Linked DNA regions of Mus musculus: regions 1 and 3 are each linked to region 2. The links are chromatin contacts, found by Hi-C or POLR2A ChIA-PET in ENCODE. All regions are on one chromosome and are shown on one strand. The core of a region is the stretch at or near the end of the contact, and the rest is flanking DNA. Distances in the headings are between cores, read along the strand shown.

Evidence for each region. A loop is a pair of places that touch in the nucleus more often than their neighbours do. ChIA-PET counts read pairs that join two places held with the same protein, here RNA polymerase II (POLR2A).
Region 1: POLR2A ChIA-PET joins it to region 2 with 100 read pairs in Patski. The contact joins the promoter of 4833418N02Rik here to the enhancer-like site in region 2. A Hi-C loop is called at or near these places in 2 of 37 maps with a recorded cell type or tissue (Patski and heart). POLR2A ChIA-PET finds 5 or more read pairs at or near these places in 3 of 5 experiments (Patski and embryonic stem cell).
Region 3: POLR2A ChIA-PET joins it to region 2 with 20 read pairs in Patski. The contact joins the promoter of Mcfd2 here to the enhancer-like site in region 2. A Hi-C loop is called at or near these places in 1 of 37 maps with a recorded cell type or tissue (Patski). POLR2A ChIA-PET finds 5 or more read pairs at or near these places in 1 of 5 experiments (Patski).

Annotation. Positions count from the first base shown.
Region 1 is chr17:87,281,412-87,284,111 of GRCm38, reverse strand. 4833418N02Rik (RIKEN cDNA 4833418N02 gene) reads left to right here and starts at 1,298. Exons shown (of 5, transcript NR_015506.3): 1 at 1,298-1,938. Ttc7 (tetratricopeptide repeat domain 7) reads right to left here and starts at 1,226. Exons shown (of 20, transcript NM_028639.3): 1 at 702-1,226. The coding sequence starts at 888.
Region 2 is chr17:87,315,323-87,318,022 of GRCm38, reverse strand. The region is part of intron 5 of Ttc7 (tetratricopeptide repeat domain 7); the gene reads right to left. Among named protein-coding and RNA genes, the nearest start is that of Gm52284, 9.7 kb to the right of the region's middle. Within about 2 kb of position 1,421, at least 1 of the 3 ENCODE cell types and tissues checked has a DNase peak (open chromatin) inside an H3K27ac peak, as active enhancers do.
Region 3 is chr17:87,264,665-87,267,364 of GRCm38, reverse strand. It overlaps Mcfd2 (multiple coagulation factor deficiency 2), which reads left to right and starts at 1,418. Exons shown (of 4, transcript NM_139295.3): 1 at 1,418-1,530.

The DNA of each region.
Region 1 (2,700 bases), core at 49-2,548, 34 kb after region 2:
ACTTATTCTCTGCCCACTTCGGAAAAGGTGGGTGTGCACACGCGGCGGGCTCTGAACCTCTCCCACCGCAGAGAGCAAGACACCCGAAACAGGATCTGGGTCTGAAGACTGGGCGGGGTTCTCCCTCTACCCCATCAGGGTGCTTTCCCGCCCCAGCACAAGAGCCCAGCCCAACTAAACCAGCCCTGCTGCAAAAGCCACAGGCTGCCAGGACTGGATGGGGCCAGTGTCCGCCACTGGCGAAGAAACTGAGGTTCGCCGGCCTCTTCTCTGACCAAACGCATCGGTCTAAGTCTGCTGTGGACAGAGCTTGGTCTCAACTTTATTTGAGGGGAAAATAAGAGAAGACACAGAGGAACAAATTTAACATGAGGGAGTTTCGACAGTTTAGGGAGGCAACGGTCCGGTCTAATGAATGCACTTCTCTGATACCTACAGAAACCTCCATTTCAGGGTAGGGTTACCCACGTGACCTTAAAAGGCAGAGAGCACAAACTTTTCTCTTTCTCTCTCTTCTCTTCAAACACCCAATCTGCAAAGCGATTTTTCTCTTGGGACAGACGACTTTCCTAACTGCCTCGGCAAGCCGGAGGGTAGCACCCAGCGCCGGCTCCGGGACGGGTCGGTTGAGTCGCGCTTCCTGGACGAGGCGGTGCTTTTCGCGCGCTCGCTCCGGGCGAATCTGCCCTTCCCTCACTCACCGGTGTCCAGAGTGGTGAACCTGCCGCTCGGGCTGTTTCGCCGGTTGCTACTGCCGCCGCCGGAAATGCCCAGCATCTGCAGATGCCGGGCCAGCTCGAACATGCGGTCCCACTGGCCCTCGGCGCGGCAGCGCTCCACCTCGCTCTCCACCTTCAGGTGGGTGCCGTGCGCGCCCTTCGCAGCCATCTTCGAGCAGGAGCTGTCATGGGAGGTGCGGCGGAGGAGTGGAGACCAGGCCGGGGGCGGCGTCCAGGCTGGGGAGCACTCTCCAGCAGGCTTGACGGGAGTGCAGACGGCATCCGGGGCCCGGGTGGCAGAGGGGGCCCGGGTAACGGCAAGGGGCCCGCAGCAGCAGCAGCAGCAGCGGCGGCGGCAGCGCCCACCGCACCGCCTGGAGCCTCTGGACTGGGGCTGCGGCTGCGCGACCCCAAGGCGTCCAGAAGCAGCCTCCGCCGCTGCTGCAGCAGCTCCTGACGCTGCTGTCTCCTCCTGTGCAGCAGCTGCTGCCACAGCTCCCGCCCCGTGCCCGGGCGTCTCCAACAGCGGAACCTCCCCGGGCCGCGGCTCCACCCCAAAGTGGGCGTGGCTATCCCCCGCCGGGCTAGGCGAGCCGACCGCCAGCGAGGCCACAGAAGCCAAGCGCGCACACGGCGATCTCGGGCCGCCCTCCGCCGGCTCCCCGCCGCTGACTGGGTGCTCACTTTAATGCTGCGGGGAGCCCGGGAGCCCGGGGGCGCCTCGCTCCCCGTTCCCTCCCCATCCCGTCAGGACTCTTGGCCTGGGGTCCTCCGCCCGGACCGCCCGGCTTTGTGTGGTGGCCCCGTCACCGCCACAGCCTGAGGCACGTCACAAATCCGAGGAGCGGCCGACAGGACAGTCCTGGTCCCGGGCTCTTGGCGGATCCGGGTCGGATGCAACGCGCCCGCCCGCAGGGCTGCGGATAGACCGGCCGGGGCAAGTCCCTAAGCTCTTCGGATGTCCCCAACTCGGAGAGGGTTTATGTTTGTTTTAACTGCCGGACTCCTCTTTCCATCGGAATGCCTACTCTGGGTTCTAAAAGAGGATCTCAGCTGATTTTCCACTTGCTGCTACTTTATTTTGGTGTCTAAAGGCTGATCAGAACTCCAGGGAGCGCCCGACTCCGCTCTGCTCCGCTCTAAGGCCAGCGGTGCCCAGAAGTTCAAAGGACTCTGGGCGGGGCTTGGAGGGCGGAGCCAGGACTACCCTGGCTAGAAGGCAAGTATCGTGACCCCACCCTCGGTGAAACTGGAGCTGTCAATCCTGCCTGGGAATTGAGGATGTAGCTAAAACCACAGCCAACACTGAAAAAAAAATCCCCAGGGCCTGTACTTAAGTCACTTGTTGTGAGGTCCATTCCGAAAACGTTCGAGAATGATTTCAGGCAAGCTTTTCAGTAGTTCGAAACTGACCGCTTTCTACTTCTCCGGGAGGTCCTTCCACTCCCTGCCCCTTGCTGCCGGGAAATTTACAGCTTCAAGTTTCAGTACAGAACTAAGGTTTTCGGGTCTATCAGAGCACAGGCTCCTGACGCCCATTACCAGGGCCGGTCCCTATCAAAACTTCAGCTCCTCCGTGTGATCGAAATGAAGCCCCCTTCCTCCCTGGAAGGCAAGATTCCCTGCCCCTGTGTGCAGAACCTGAGGTTCTGCAGAACTAGGTTTCACGGAGGCGGTGGGGCAGGGGGATGGGGTGGGGAGAGGGTTGGGGAAGGCAGAAAGAGTGAAAGACTGACTTGGGTATCCTGAGAATGCGTTTTCAATTTACCTAGTCAGAGTGTTAGTGGGAGATACCCCTGGGGCCAGAGGGAACAGCAGGATTGACAGAAAGGGGAAGGGTAGACTGATAGAAACAAAGAAACCCCATCTTTTCTTCCCATTCTTTTGTCAACCACGGTTGCAAATACTGGAGGACTGGCTGCAGAGAGCATTAGCTCTTGTCTGTTTGACTCTATCATCAGTTTGAGTGTGGGCACGGGAG
Region 2 (2,700 bases), core at 172-2,671:
GACATCTAGGCACTGACCACTCCCAGGACACACGGGGCTGACATCTAGGCACTGACCACTCCCAGGACACATGGGGCTGACATCTAAGCACTGACCACTCCCAGGACACACGGGGACGAAATGCTGCATTCAAACACAACCCTACATCCCAAAGGTCTGCTAGCTTTTTAAATAATTTTCAGATCTGTAAGAGATTTTGACATCTGAACAGGCTCCTGAGAACTCTTTTGCTAAGTAAATCATCGCCCTCAGGCATGTTTTGAGTAAATCCTAATTTATATCGACCGCTTTTAAAGAAACAATCCATACAAGAGGTTCCAGTGGCCAGGGCCACACAGGAGATTTGGAATCCTTGCCTGGGTTGCCTGGCTCTCCCGTGCTAAGAATACCCCTTGCCTCAGCTTGCCCCTCTAAGAAATGTCTAGGTGGGGGCATTCTCAAACGGCTCAGACAGCCACAGCCTGAGCAAACCTAGCCCAACCTGCAGCTGTCTGTGCCGGGTGGAGCTGGGGTTTTCCCTGGCCCTTTCTGGCTGCCCAGTGAGAAGCCAGCTTGAAAGATCTCTTTGTTCTGGTCTCTCCTGATGACCTTTGTGAGCCAAGCTGCCCACTTTTAACAGTATCCAAACAGAGCCTCAAACAAACCCTGGCCCAGAAACGGGCTGCATGAGGAGAAGCCAGGAAGCCGGTTATTGCAACTAAGGTCAGGTCCAACTGGCCAAGAGGCGGGTGGTGGGGGTGTTAGCAGCTCAGCTAGCATAGGACTCCAGGAGGAAGGTGGGACGTAGTAGGACAGCAGTCCCCCTACCCCCACAGCCAGCAGTGCAGCACATTTTCCAAAGCCCTTGACAGTTTTCAGCCTTCAAAATTTCTCATAAGGCTTCATTACCCCAGTTCAAGCAGAACTCCTGATACCCATAATGCTCTGAAGAAATGACTAGTGTGAGCTTGTGATAGTGGCTCACACCTCTAATCCCAGCACTCGGGAGGTAGGGACAAGCAGATCCGTGAGTTCAAGGCCAGCCTGGTCTACAGAGTGAATTCCAGGACAGCCAGGGCTACAGAAATCCTCTCTCTCTCTCTCTCTCTCTCTCTCTCTCTCTCTCTCTTTCTCTCTCTCTCTCTCAAAAAAGAAATTACTATTGTGGGAGAGGCTGCAGCTCCATGGTAGAGCACTTGCCAAGTGTGTAGGGGACCTGCAATTCCTCCTGACACCAGCAAATATACGTAACTAAATAAAATACTCGCACCCCAACCCCTTCTAATAGAAAACTTAAGCCTGGACAATGCCTGTCTTTCTGGGCATCACGTGCCCAAGGCCAATGGCCGACAGACACCCAGCACTTTCAGCTCTGAGTCCCTGGAGAAAGACAACGGCGGTCTTCTCACAAACTCTCACACTTCCCTCTACTGGCCATCTGTGCTCCAGGGCTCCTGGCACTCCGTTTGTTCGCTATGCCATTTACAAAGTGCCTTCTGCACGCTCAGTACCTGGTCAGCTGCACTGTTTGTCATTGGCAGTCATCATGAAGCAAACGAGAGAGGCTGAGGGACTGACTGACTATCGGACTGACTGACTATCGCACCCACGGCCACAGATAAGTAGTCTGCCTCCTGCTGTTCACCTCATTTCCTGGGAACTCGTCAAAAACAAGTGTTTTGCACACAGTAGGTGCTTAATGGTGAGAGTATGATTTGAAATAAAATGATATATTAGTAAGAATTGGTCGTCGAGAGGATACTACATACAACTCTAGTTAGACGTCTCCATTTGAGGGCTGGCACGTCCATGAGGGATCTCTGGTCAAGTACCCAGAATAGTGAGGCCACTGGAGGACAAGGTCGGGTGACGTTCAACCATTATCCAGATGCTCATTTTCACCACAGACCCAAATCACCGGCCTCAAAACCAAAACTTCCACCTTGACAGTCAAGCCGAGCATGAAAGACAGAGGATGTCAGGCAGCACTTCACGCCGTTGGGGAAGTGGGCACAAACAACAGATACAGGCCGTGCCCTCAGAGAGGTCCTCCTGTCCCCCACCCCCACCCCCAAAGCAGACACAGAAAACTGGGAGACAACACAAGCTTTGCTAGTGAGCCTTCCAGGTTGAACCCAGTGAGAACAACTTGTACCCCTCCCCCAGGCCTGCAGACACAAACACGCACGTGGCCGCTAAAAGCAAGACCACCGCTGATAACCTAAAGTGCACTTCGCCTTCAGAGTTTACTCCCGGCAGACAAGTTAGGGCAACTTGGGAGAATGGGGTTGATTTATTGATTGACTGATTCATTGATTACAGGGCTAAAGGAGCCACCTAGGCAGGGGCAGCAGCGAGGCGACCCCCTTGGAAAGCACCTGTTCTCTTGTTTGGGGTGCAGTGTGAAATACCTGTTGCCTTAGGGATTAAAGCAATGCATGATAAAATACACAGACCACCTGGCTCAAACGCACCTCGACCTAAGCAGAAAATGGGTTCTGCCAGCTCTAGGCAGAAAGAAGGGGAACAACCCAGAGAAGAAACCGTCCCCGTGCCTGTGATGGGTTTTGGGGCAGAGTTGTTCCTGTTCCTGTTTTTGGCAGGTGCCTGAGGGAGGGCTCTCAGGCCTGCTGTGGTCAGAGACAGGGCTGCCAGCTTCCCCAGCTCAGGTCGTGAGCCTTACCCTCCTCCCAGTCCTCTGCCTAACCCCTGGAGCTGCTC
Region 3 (2,700 bases), core at 169-2,668, 51 kb after region 2:
AGGAGACAATGGGAGCCATGTTTGACTTCGAGGAATAAGCAAGTCAGAAGAGACCTGGTTTGCATGGAGATGGCCATTTCAATAGCATTGTAGGAAAGAACCAGAGGGCAAGCATCTATGCAGGTAAGAATGATCCAGTAGAAAGAGAAAGATGACAAAAGCTAGCATCCACAGAGAAGGTGGAGTATCTGGCTTGGTGGCAAGTGCTTATTAGAAAAAAGTCTGAGCAGGGCAGTGGTGGCACACACCTTTAATCCCAGCACTTGGGAGACAGAAGCAGATGGATCTGAGTCTGCGGGCAGCCCGGTCTACAGAGCAAGTTCCAGAACAGCCAGGGCTACACTGAGAGATCCTGTCTCGAAAAATCAAAACACCAAATCAGCAACAAAACAAAAAGTCTAGGAGGTGTGAGGTGAAGAATGCTCCAGGCTACCCTCGGTCCAGTCTCTACTTACTGAGCTTCATAAACTGCCTGCATTTGTAGCTCCCAGGACAAAGGATCGTAGGTACAATGCAGTCAACTACAGGGTACCCAGAATGAACTGGACCAAATTAATCTAACCTTCAGAATGAGATGGAATGAGATGCAATATCTTAGGGACTCTTGAAAGAGGCTTTCTCTCCCTATGGATAATGTTGAAATCTTAATCTTGGAAAGTGGGACAAAGAGACAAAAACGGTGCTGTTGGGCAATTTTCAAGGCTACAAGGAAGAGGGGGTGGGGGTGGGCTTTGATATAATCTCTCTCCATCTTTGATGTAGGTGCATCTAAAAAAAATACGATTATGTATCTTCAAAGATACAAAGGAGAGAAGGAATTTTAAAATGTACAGTCCTAAGCTCATATATCTATCTGTATCTATACACATTCACTGAAAGACAATTTTGTTAATATCAAAGGGCAGGATCCTTTTTTTTTTTTTTTTTTTTAAATATATTGTCTTCTCTCAAAGAAAACAACAAAACCAGACGATTTCAGGAACTTTACTAGCTGGATCTTGAGGCTGCGGCTCAGGGAATGGAGCAAAAAGAAAATGGAAGCAGGTCAGTCTTGGAAACGCAGGATCCCCGAGAAGTACCGGCTGCCTCACTGGGACAGGAGTTAGGGGTTTTACTCTCTCAGTTTGTAGTGGAAGCAAGGATATCCGTCAAAGTATAGAGAAGGTGAGGCTGGCCAGCTTCGGAGTCCGCCTCCTCCGGATCCTGCAGCCCACAACCCACGGTGAGCCACGTTCCGGAGCCTCAGGTTTGCCTAGCAACCAGCTCGCCTCTTGGCCTCCCCAGGGCCCTAGCAGTAGGGTGTCGCCCTCGGGAGGCGGGTCTGGCCGCGCCAGCCACAGGGGACACGTGGATCCACTGGATCGGGTCGCACAGGGGGCGGGGCCGGCAGCGTTGGTGGGCGGGCGGGAGGCTGTGCGCGTGCGCGGCTGGGCGAGGGGCGGGACCGGCGTGCGGAGAAAAGCGTCCCAGGGACGGCAGCTGGCAAGGTTCACGTTGGAGTGCTTCGCGACTGCGTCGGGGATTATCGGGGTGAGCGAACCCACGGGCCGGAGGCCTGACCCTCGGGGCAGAGGTCGGTCGGCCTGGGGCTCGAGAATGGGAGGCCCGGGTGGCGGGGTGGAGGATGCGGACCTTCAGGGCGCAGCGGGACCTGTGGCCCACGGAGGCAGCCTGTCTTCCGAGAGGGTTTCGGGGGCCAGACGTGTCTGCCCGGCTGAGCACCGCGCTGTTGTTTGCGCTCACCCCATTGCTGGGAGTCTCAGTACTAGGCTGTAGGGCCAGCTGTGTGGGCTGGACACGGACCCTGGCTGGCCTGGAAGCACGCGGGTCTCAGGCGTTACTCCATCTGCCTCTGGCTCCCCCACCTTCCTCGGGGCAGACCCACAGGTCCTGTTGTCTCGACAGGGTTGGCTAGTTTGAGCCTAGGAGGTTAGGTAGACAAGGGATGCTCGTTTGTCTCGTTTTCCCTTTCTGGGACATGGCACCTCCATCCACACATATGCCCAAACCAGAGGCCTGGGCGTCACTCTTACCTACACTCATCAAATACATTGAACCTATTCAAAACTCTCACTTTTCCAGACACCTTGCCTTAGCAATCAGCTCTCTTTTCTGCTCCTTTAATATTGATTGACCCTCCTCAACGTGTCCAGTACAGGGGAGGTAGAGACACGCTCAGCCACCCTGCCCCATTCCCAGGTCCTTCTGTGGATTCTCATTGCCCTTCCAAGCTCTTCTTTCCTTCCTGCAATGCCTGTTGTGACTCACTCACTGTCTTTGTACTTTACTCAAGACCTGCCCCTCCTCATCTGAATATTCTGGATTGGACTTAAGTCATGTTTAGGTGTTCACTGCCATATGGAGGGGCGTGCTTTGCTTTGGGTTGAAATATTTCTTCTCATGCTTTCTGTGGATGGGGGTGTGTGTGATACCCCTGGAGTGCCTCTTTAGTGACCTGTGTTTTGCTGTCGAGAGGCGTCTGACTGTTCTCACAGCCTTCACAGCTCTGCTCTCCCTATGTAACTAGGCTCTTAGTTAAATGTTAGTTATAAGGGTAGCATGGCATTCCTTTGGAATCCCCCAGTGAACAAATGGACCAGACTATTAAACACCAGCCTATTCAGGACAAGTTTTCAACCTCAGCCCATGTGGGGGCTTTCTGTAACCCAGAAACTTGCTGGTTACTTGGACTTCAAGAGC